Regions from separate parts of the Mus musculus genome. Here region 1 is linked to region 2. A link is a contact called in ENCODE Hi-C or POLR2A ChIA-PET data. All regions are on one chromosome and are shown on one strand. The core of a region is the stretch at or near the end of the contact, and the rest is flanking DNA. Distances in the headings are between cores, read along the strand shown. Region 1 has its middle 17 kb from the start of Gm35714. Region 2 holds the start of Sod1 (superoxide dismutase 1, soluble).

Evidence for each region. A loop is a pair of places that touch in the nucleus more often than their neighbours do. ChIA-PET counts read pairs that join two places held with the same protein, here RNA polymerase II (POLR2A).
Region 1: POLR2A ChIA-PET joins it to region 2 with 39 read pairs in embryonic stem cell. The contact joins the enhancer-like site here to the promoter of Sod1 in region 2. A Hi-C loop is called at or near these places in 2 of 37 maps with a recorded cell type or tissue (both heart). POLR2A ChIA-PET finds 5 or more read pairs at or near these places in 4 of 5 experiments (Patski and embryonic stem cell).

Annotation. Positions count from the first base shown.
Region 1 is chr16:90,184,423-90,189,446 of GRCm38, forward strand. No RefSeq gene overlaps it. Among named protein-coding and RNA genes, the nearest start is that of Gm35714, 17 kb to the right of the region's middle. Within about 2 kb of position 3,214, at least 1 of the 3 ENCODE cell types and tissues checked has a DNase peak (open chromatin) inside an H3K27ac peak, as active enhancers do; it is heart, where a contact is called at or near this core.
Region 2 is chr16:90,219,157-90,224,518 of GRCm38, forward strand. It overlaps Sod1 (superoxide dismutase 1, soluble), which reads left to right and starts at 1,606. Exons shown (of 5, transcript NM_011434.2): 1 at 1,606-1,773; 2 at 3,624-3,720; 3 at 5,200-5,269. The coding sequence starts at 1,702.

The DNA.
Region 1 (5,024 bases), core at 1,964-4,463, 33 kb before region 2:
CCCAGTAACCACATGGTGGCTCAGAATCATCTGCAAAGAGATCCAATGCCCTCTGACCTCTTCTGGAGTGTCTGAAGACAGTCACTCTGTACTCACATATATAAATAAATAAATCTTGTGGGGGAGAAGGGGGAGGAGGGGGTAGGAGGAGGGGGAGGGTCAGACTTGATTGGAAGAGAAATGTTTTGTCTGACTTGTGGGTATCAGGGTTCCACACTCAGCTTATTTGTGGTCATTTACACAGACTGACATAAACTACTGTTTTATTTTCTCAAAGTAGATTTGATAGGTAATTAAGAAGCTCCAGGTCGGCTAGGCATGGTGGCACACACCTTTAATCCCAGCACGCAGGACAGCCAGAGCTGTTACTCAGAGAACACCCCTGTTTCCCCCACCCCGGCCCCCCACAAAAAGCTCCAGTTCCATAATTGCCACATTTAAGCTTTCAATTTTCCATTTCCCGAAAACATAACCTTTTGACTAAGACACATGAGATCACACGATGGAACATGAAAGATTTAGGAGGTTTGGGCCTAATATCGTCTGGAAGATTTTACAGCTGTGACCATGAATCCATCTTGTTAGTATCTGAGACGCTGAGAAGGGAAGCCAGGCTCGCAGGTCGGAGTCCGGCAGTTTGTCCCCACTGCACGTACGCACACACATGCACGCACGCACGCACAGACGGTACTTATGTTGAAGGCTTCAGCTGACCATTTGACTCGAGTTTGCATACACAATCATCTCAAATGCGAGGAAAAAAAGGAAGCAAACACCAGTGGTGTGGCCTGGCTCTTAGGTTCTCTAAAGCTCCCGTGGCACTACGGAGAGGTGGTGGGAAGTTTAGGGGTCGGGCTTATTGAGGAAGGTCACTGACAGAGCACATGCCTGTGAAGAAGTTTGCTCACTCACAGTGAAGACACTCAGGGCGGCCAATTTGGAGCATCACTGCAGGGCTGGGCATATAGGTCAGTTGGCGTGCTTGCGAGCATGAAGCCTTGAGCTGCATCCCTGGGAACGTTCTTACCACACAGCGAGGTGGGAGTAAAGCACTCCCTTCTTAAAGCATGGAGGCTGTATAGGAGCGGGCAAATGGGTTAAGAGTGGTGCCTACGGCCTTGCCAGATCTCACCACACACACACACACACACACACACACACACACACACACACACACACATCTAACAATCACAAAAATAATGCACGCATATAATAGGCATATATTAAATGTCAAGTGTGTGTCATTTTACACTTCAAAATGACTCAGTTGCATTTTGTCACATTTTATTACTCATCCAGGATAGACTACATTTCCTGTGAAAATTTTGTCACCAATAAGCTCCTGGTGAGAAAAGTTGACCGTTCCAGAAATCTGGTCGATGACTGAATAAACAGTTCAAGAAAATCCAGAGGCTCACAGCCTCACTGTTAGCAAGAAGATCTACCTGTTGGGTTGTTGTTGTTCTTGATGTTTTGTTTTGTTTACCAGGGTCTCACTATGTAGCTCTGGCTGGTCTGGAACTTGCTATATAAATCTGGCTCGCCTCTGTCACAGACAGGCCCTGCCTTTGCCTCTGTTTTTTTCCTATTGTAATGTAAAGACGGCAATCTCAGCAAGTGCTCCCTCTCTAAAGGAGCCCTCACAGCAATATACATTATACAGAGTCTTTATACAGAGTCTGGCTGTCCTGAAATGAAACTATGTAGACCAGGCTGGCCTTGAACTCAGAGATAGACCTGCCTCTGCCTCCTTGAGTCCTGGGATCAAAGGTGTGCGCCATCACACCCAGCAATGTTTTGTTGTTAGAGATTCAAGGTTCGCGGAAAGCACACATTTAGAGGCAGAGATCCAGGCTACTCATCTTTAAGATCCAACCCTAGGAAGGCTGGAGTGGAGGGGAGGAGTGACTGTCTCCATTGTGTCTTAGTGGATTCTGAAGGACCGATCAGCGAGTCTGGGCTCAAGACAACAGTGAAACCTTGCTGCCACCTGCTGGCCACTTAAGCCATCGTTCTGGGACCTTTGATGATCAGGAGCTAGCTTTTCTGGTATTTTGGATAGCTCATCTTTTCTCAGCACTTTTATGCTTGGCAGTTTATCTGAGCATTCTGGGTACCTGTCAATAAGAAGATGTGATTTCTTATGTCAAATCTGTATTATCATATTTGGTCTATAATCCTGGGAAAACCCAATAAAACCTGCTTTCATAAGGCAGTGGTTGAAGAAGGTGAGTATATACAAGTGTATTCCTGAAGTTCTAATGCCAGTGCATTCACCAACTGGGTGGCTTTGCCAAATTACTTCACTGTTCATAGCCTCCCTGTTCTCTGATTTAAAACAGAGCTGATCACCAGGTCTGCAGACACCAGGGACAACCTTTCAAACAGAAGGGAGGTGCTTGCTCAGTTGACTCTGTCCCCTGCCCATGAAGCTGTTCTCAGCTCCTGGGGATCCACCATCCATCTGGCAAGGGGGACACTGTGCCCCAAGGTACTCAGAGGCACTCCTGAGGAGCTGCCGGATTCCTGTCATTTCCCACAGTCCTTTGCTGATCCTCATATCCTCTCATCTTGATCACACTCTGAGGATGGGAGTCACCCCTGTTCATTGTATGCATGAATGTCTGTGTGTGTCAGAGAGAGAGAGAGAGAGAGAGAGAGAGAGAGAGAGAGAGAGAGAGAGAGAGATCGTCACTCAGTTTCTCTCTCCTGAACCCACACGTCATCCCTTTAAGGACACTAGTGTGTGAACATTATACTTGCTAAGTATATGACATAAAATCTGAAGGGTCCTTTTCAATGGTGCCTAAATGAACAGAAAGTGTTACCCTCCTAATGTCTGCTAGCTTAGCTTGCCACCCCACACACTTTGCTAAGCTTTGCTCCCAAACTATAGGTTTTGAGAAGAAAATTACTAACAGCCGAGCTTGCCCAGCAAGGCCATGCCTCTAAGCATTAAAATAAAAAGGATGTAAGACATAGAGATGTAATAAGACATTGATTGATTATTACAAATAAGAGAGAGAGAGAAAGGGAAGGAAGACTGGGACTTAGATGGCGTGTAGGCAGGCTGTGTCCTCCTGATTATGGTAAGAGGAAATGGAGGAAGGGTCACGGGGTCAGAGTTCACAGACTGTTCGCTCCACTCAGTCTGTGTCCACCCGCCTCGGGGCCTTGCAGCCTCATAAAACGAGTGGCCTCGCTCCTGCTCTACTGCTCTTATGGATCGTGGTGACATGGGTGGGAATTTCCCAACAGGCTCAGTTGATGGCGCTGTTTGGTAGGTCAAGTGTGGCCTTGCTTAGCCTGGAGAATACACAGACCCACCCACTTCCGATCTGCTCCCTTTAATTCTGTTTGCCACCAGGGATAAGAACTCTGAGCTTCTGCTCGCGCTTCCATGCCTACTATTGGCTGCTGCACCTCGATGCCGTGATGGACTCACACTCACACACACACACCCGAACCACAATCCAAAATAAGCTCCTTCCTCTATAAACTGCTTCTGGTGGGTCATGGTGCTTTATCCTAGCAAGGGAACAGTATCTAATATGTCAGGGTCATTTGCTTCTCACGTGGTTTTTTTTTTTTAAAGATTTATTTATTTATTTATTTTTTTGTCTATTTATTTAATGTATGCGGGTACACTGTCACTGTTTTCAGACACCAGAAGACAGCATCGGATGCCCATTACAGATGGTTGTGAGCCACCTTGCGGTTGCTGGGAATTGAACGCTCCAGCCCCTCTCACACAGTTGTTTCCAGGTTAGCAAACGCGGATGATAACCTACTTGAACTTGTTAGCAAGGCTTCCAAAGACATCTATTCTCAGGAACTTGGTCTTCTGTAAAGCATGTGAAATACAAATCAAAACAGCTAGCTCCTGGCCGGGCAGTGGTGGCGCATGCCTTTAATCCCAGCACTTGGGAAGCAGAGGCAGGTGGATTTCTGAGTTCGAGGCCAGCCTGGTCTACAGAGGGAGTTCCAGGACAGCCAAGGCTATACAGAGAAACCCTGTCTTGAAAACAAAACAAAACAACAACAACAAACTCAGCTAGCTCCCATTAATAAGGTATACATCCTAAGAGACTTTTTTTTCTATATATAAACATACGTGATAGTTTTACATGTAAACTAGGCACAGTAAGAGATTAACAAGATCCAAAAATAAAATAATTGTCACAATACACTGCAACAAAAATTATGTTATAAGAAAAATAAGATATGAGGTTATCTTTTAGGAATTTCCAATTAATATTTTCAAGCTTCAGATGACTGGAGTAATTGAAAACCAGAAAGTTAAAGCTTGGATGTGGAGACGACTACTGTCCATCACTGGGAGGACTACTGTCCATCACTGGGAGGACTACTGTCCATCACTGGGAGGGCCACTATCCATTATTGGGAGGGCCACTGTCCATCACTGAGAGGATCACTGTCCATTACTGGGAGGATCACTGTCCATCACTGGGGGATCACTGCCCATCACTGGGAAGATCACTGTCCATCACTGGGAGGATCACTGTCCATCACTGGGGGATCACTGCCCATCACTGGGAGGACCACTGTCCATCACTGGGAGGATCACTATCCATTACTGGGAGGATCACTGTCCATCACTGGGGGAATCACTGCCCATCACTGGGAGGATCATTGTCCATCACTGGGAGGACCACTGTCCATCACTGGGAGGATCACTATCCATTACTGGGAGGATCACTGTCCATCACTGGGGGATCACTGCCCATCACTGGGAGGATCATTGTCCATCAGTGGGAGGACCACTGTCCATCACTGGGAGGATCACTGTCCATTACTGGGAGGATCACTGTCCATCACTGGGGGATCACTGCCCATCACTGGGAGGATCACTGTCCATCACTGGGAGGACCACTGTCCATCACTGGGAGGATCACTATCCATTACTGGGAGGATCACTGTCCATCACTGGGGGATCACTGCCCATCACTGGGAGGATCATTGTCCATCACTGGGAGGACCACTGTCCATCACTGGGAGGATCA
Region 2 (5,362 bases), core at 356-2,855:
TTTATCAGGCATCCTGTTCTCCAGTGTGTGGCTTAGAGCCAGTGGAATGCACGGCGTGTCCGAGAACCACTTCACACAGGGAAGAGAATACAGATTTTTACTCAGCAAGTAACACCAGCTGGGAATGGTGGGGCAGACAAGCAATCCTAGTTACTAGGGATGCTGAGGCAGGAGGATCTTAAATTCAAGTTTAGTCCCTATCTCAAAAATTAAAAAAGAACCCCTCTAACCCCAGCAACTGAGAGGCAGAGGCCAGGGAGATCTCTGTGAGTTCAAGGTCAGCCTGTCTGTTCTACACAATGAGTTCCATGAGAGCCAAAGGTACACAGTGTGATATTTTTAAAAAGGTATGTGTGTCTTTTTTTTTTTCAAATTTTTATTATTTTCTTCATTTACATTTCAAATGCTATCTGGGGAGTCCCCTATACCACGCCCCCCTGCTCCCCTCCCCACCCACTCCCACTTCTTGGCCCTGGCATTCCACTGTACTGAGGCATATAAATTTGCAAGACCAAGGGCCTCTCCTCCCAGTGATTGTCGAGTTGGCCATCTTCTGCTACATATGCAGCTAGAAACACGAGCTCCGGAGGTACTGGGTAGTTCATATTGTTGTTCCACCTATAGGGTTGTAGACCCCTTCAGCTCCTTGGGTACTTTCTCTAGCTCCTCCATTAGGGGCCCTGTGTTCCATCCAATAGATGACTGTGAACATCCACTTCTGTATTTGCCAGGCACTGGCAAAGCCTTACACGAGACAGCTATATCAGGGTCCTTTCAGCAAAATCTTGCTGGCATACGCAATAGTGTCTGCATTTGGTGGCTGATTATGGCACGGATCTCCAGGTGGGGCAGTCTCTGGATGGTCCATCCTTTTGTCTCAGCTCCAAACTGTGTCTCTGTAACTCCGTCCATGGGTATTTTGTTCGTTATTTTAAGGAGGAATGAAGTATCCACACGTTGGTCTTCCTTCCTCTTGATTTTCTTGTGTTTTGCGTGTGTGTGTGTGTGTGTGTGTGTGTGTGTGTGTCTTAACTGGCAGAGCACTTGTCTGTCATGCAGGGGGCGGGGTGGGGGGTGGGGACTGTCTAATCTCCAGCTCTAGTAACAAAAATAAAAGAAGTAAAAAATAAGTAAGAAACGGGGGTGTGTCTAGAGATAGAACATGGGCTTTACACATTTTAGACATCATGAGAAAATAAAGCTGGAAATGACACTGGGCATCCATCTTGGCGCATCTCAACTTTCACACTGCAACCGAGGCGCGCTGTGCAAAGTCAGTGACAATCCGCATTTCCAGACACAGTGGGTTCAGACCTTCCAGGCGCGCACGCGGGCCTCGTGTTCTCGGTTTCCGCGGCGACTCGGCCGACGTCACAGTTAGAAGACAATAGCGACTTTCCCCGCTCAGGCTCCTCGGGAACTTTCTCAGTCCGCACGCTCCAGGAGCCGGAGCTACCCTCCGCCCCGCCCCCAGCGTGCCCCGCGGCCAGGGAGCTCCACGAAGGGCGGGCGGAGGCCGCGGGTAGCGATTGGTTCCGTGCCAAGGTGGGCGTGGTCAGACTCAGGCCTATAAAAGCTCCGTGGCGCCAGGGCCTCGTTTTTTTGCGCGGTCCTTTCCTGCGGCGCCTTCCGTCCGTCGGCTTCTCGTCTTGCTCTCTCTGGTCCCTCCGGAGGAGGCCGCCGCGCGTCTCCCGGGGAAGCATGGCGATGAAAGCGGTGTGCGTGCTGAAGGGCGACGGTCCGGTGCAGGGAACCATCCACTTCGAGCAGAAGGCAAGGCCCGGGGCGCGGGGCGCAGGCCGCGGTGACGCGGCGCACCTGTGCGGGAGCACGCCACGCCCCCGCCACGGCCTGAGCCCGCTAAGTGCTGAGTCACCGTGGCCTGGGGCAGGGGCTGGGCGCCGGGAAGCGAGGCCCGGGGCGCCGCGGGGCCTTCCGGGCGGGCGGGGGCCTCCCCGCGCCCCGGAGCGGCTGGGCCTGCCCGGGAGAGCCGGCTTGGCATCCGTTATCCTTCTGGGGCTGCTGCTTTTCCGGTGTCCGTGTCCCACAGGCTCAGAGCCCCGTGGCCACCGGCTGCGATTGTTGTAAGAATATTTGAACCCGGTGGTGCCAGACCGGACTAAGGCCGCAGGACGCGTTTGCGGCACTTTAAAGCAAAGTCCTGGGCTGTTCTGTACTAGGTCAGGGTCGTGTCGCAAGGCGGAAAGAAAGAGATGGCCTTGGACAGCCGTCCCTTGCTTTGCACTCCAGAGAGAGACCCGGCTGTGGGTTTTTTCTACCACAGCGAGTTTCTGAGCACATTTTGGAAAAGTACATAGAGATATTTTCGAAAATACTGTGACCCTGCAAAAACACATGCGTCACAGGGAAGATGTGTGTGGTAAGGTTGTGTCCAGAGCCTTAGGGAGGTTACCGTTGTTGTATTCACCTTAATCCCGAGAGAATATTTGATAAATGAGCGTTATGTGCTCTCTGAAGTGGTGGACATACGTGTGAGAAGGCAGACACCATAGTGAATCCCAAGTGTTTGGTTTACGACGAGAACTGATAACGGCAATTTAGAGTTTTTCGTAACTAGCCTCGTTTCCAGCAGTTTCTTGGCATTGAAATGCGTTTTGTTGTTTTCCTGTGGAAGTTTTTTGTTTTTGTCTTTTTCTCCTCCCCACGTAATTCACTGTGAGAAAGACGAAGTTCGGCTGGGTCTTACCCCTGTGTGTGGGTTTCTGTCATCTTCCACCATGCCATGCCAGAGCAGCTCGCACTATTTTTGTGACGCTGCAAACTACACATCGCTGGTGCCCTTTGTACCCAATGAAACGATAGTTAAGCATTCCAGATTGGCAGTTGTAATCAAAGCTGGTTGATTTAACCTGTTGCCAACTTTTCAGAATCAGATTTTTCTACCCAAAGTTCATATTCCCTTATTCTGTTGCAAAAGTTGGACATTTAAAAAAAAAAAAACCTAAAAAATGATTGTCCTTGCTTGTTGGTCGGTTGCTCTTACATTTTCTCCCTATTGCTACACTTTCTGGAGCAGTACTAATTTGAATTTTGGGTGTTCTTTTCTTTTTTGTTAAGTGGCAAATTTTCTAGATTTGGATAGCTAATGAGATTTTTTTTTTAAGGTAGCTCTGGTTAGACCCAAATGGATCTCCACAGGCAGTAGGACAAAGGCATTTTCTGACCACTAAATAAAAATAGGGGAACTGATAAAATCACTGAATGTGGAGAACAGGGTTCTCGGCAGCCAGTGTTCTGTAAGAGTCAAGTCTGACAGTGCAGTAGCCATCTCTTCCCCAGGCCTGGCATTCAGTAGCCCCTGTTTGTTCCACCTGGTGCTTTCTAAATGCTGTTCAGTCCAGGTGCCTGCACACATGGCATCTGGCAGCAAGTGTTAGGAGAAGTGTGACAGGGAGAGAGAGGCCTAGAGCTGAGCGTCTCCAGAGCCACCCTGTAGGAAGTGGGTCTACTTGGATCTGAACATAGGTTTGATTTTCACTGTTGTGTGTTTTGACTTGAGCTTTTTACTGTGCTTGGTTAGGGTGTAACCCAGCAACAGCCCTGGTGCAGGAGTATTTACACTCAAACTTGATGTCTTCATTTTTGTATTTTTTTAAATCAAGGCAAGCGGTGAACCAGTTGTGTTGTCAGGACAAATTACAGGATTAACTGAAGGCCAGCATGGGTTCCACGTCCATCAGTATGGGGACAATACACAAGGTAGGTCCTAGGCTGGCTAGTGACCAGTGATGGAAAGGAACTGAGTCAGGACCCAATTACTAACCATTTAAAACTATCTCGTTTGTTTTCTTTTTCTTTTAGATAAAGTTAAAATGACCACTTAGGTCAACCTTGGAAAGTAGCCACAAAAGTATTTTATTTAGTATCAAGTATTGCTTGCTTCCTTAAGTGTGGGAAGGTAAAGAAGGTGATTTTTCTTCATTGTAATTATAATTAAGCAGCACCTTGCTTATTCTGGGTGTTTATTGGGTGCTTATTTGGGTGTTTGGAGCTGGGCGTTGAGGATGGATGCATTAGGCAGAGTGTCTAAGGACAACCATGCCTTAGCATGAGAGGCATAGCGGGACAGAAGTGACAAAAACTGAAGATTCAATATAAATGCTTAAGTAAGATTTATTTTCTCTATTTGGGATTAGAATCAAGTCAGTAAAAAGTAGTGGCTTAAATTGCAGTTAGTGAACTTTTACCATATTGGAGTAATGATCTGAATTTGCTTACCGTCATTTAAGAGCCTCATCCATGTTGCGAGAGCCTTTTCCTTTCCTCTCCTTCTCCCCTGCCTTCTTCCCTTCTCCACATAGCCCACGGTGGCCTGGAATTTAGTCTTGTGTGTGCTGTGTTAAAGGCATGTACCATCAACCTGTGTGCTATGTGCCATAATTTGTTCTACAGTTACTTAGGATTGGGTTTGACCCATTTGATAATTACTAAAGTTACCCCGAGTTGCCTCTGGCCTGGTAGCTTTGATTTGTTAAGCTCCTTCCAGAATCCTGCCCAGTTCCTATTTTCTTGGTCTGAGTAAACACTGGAAGTCCTGCATATAAAAGGACTTGCTGCATTGTTGAGCTGTGCCTTGTGACTGGCATCCCTTAGCCCACATGAGTAGTGTGGTACACCTCCTGGAGTTGAGGACACCAGCCCTGGCCCTTGGGAACAAGCCATCTAACAGTCTGCCTGCCCCAAGTAAAAGCTAGACAGGTGAGCTGTTTGGTGGCACATGGTCTAGAAAGATAAGTATTTTTATCATGAAGTATGCTCCCTTCTTAAAAGCCAAGGTCTTTAAATGTGGGACTTTAACTTTAGAAGTGCCATTAAAGATCACATCTGTTCCAGTTACAAGGAAGGAACAAGAGCCAGGCATGCTGTCCTGACACTGCCATGGCCCTAAGGCTAAGGTGGGAGGGTCATAGGTCGCAGATATCCTGAGCTGTAGTAGTGAGACACTGTCTCAAAACTCAAAAGCAAACAAAAAGAAAAATGTGACAGTCTAGGAAAAAAAGGTAGCCTGAGAATGTAAGGCTATACAGTGCAGCTACTTACACCAGGGCGCTGCTGCCTGTTTTTATCGCCCCAGCACATACCAGGTCAGTGTTTGCTATGTTGGAGGTTGTAAGAATGCCTGTGTTGTTACATATAGGGGTTTACTTCATAATCTGACTGCTGGTTTCTGGTAAATAGGCTGTACCAGTGCAGGACCTCATTTTAATCCTCACTCTAAGAAACATGGTGGCCCGGCGGATGAAGAGAGGTGAGCAGCACGCTCTGTATGCATGGTGGAGGAGAGGGGTCTGTGGAGGACCCCAGTAAGACAGAACTGCATGGCCTCCTGCCTCTGCTTTTG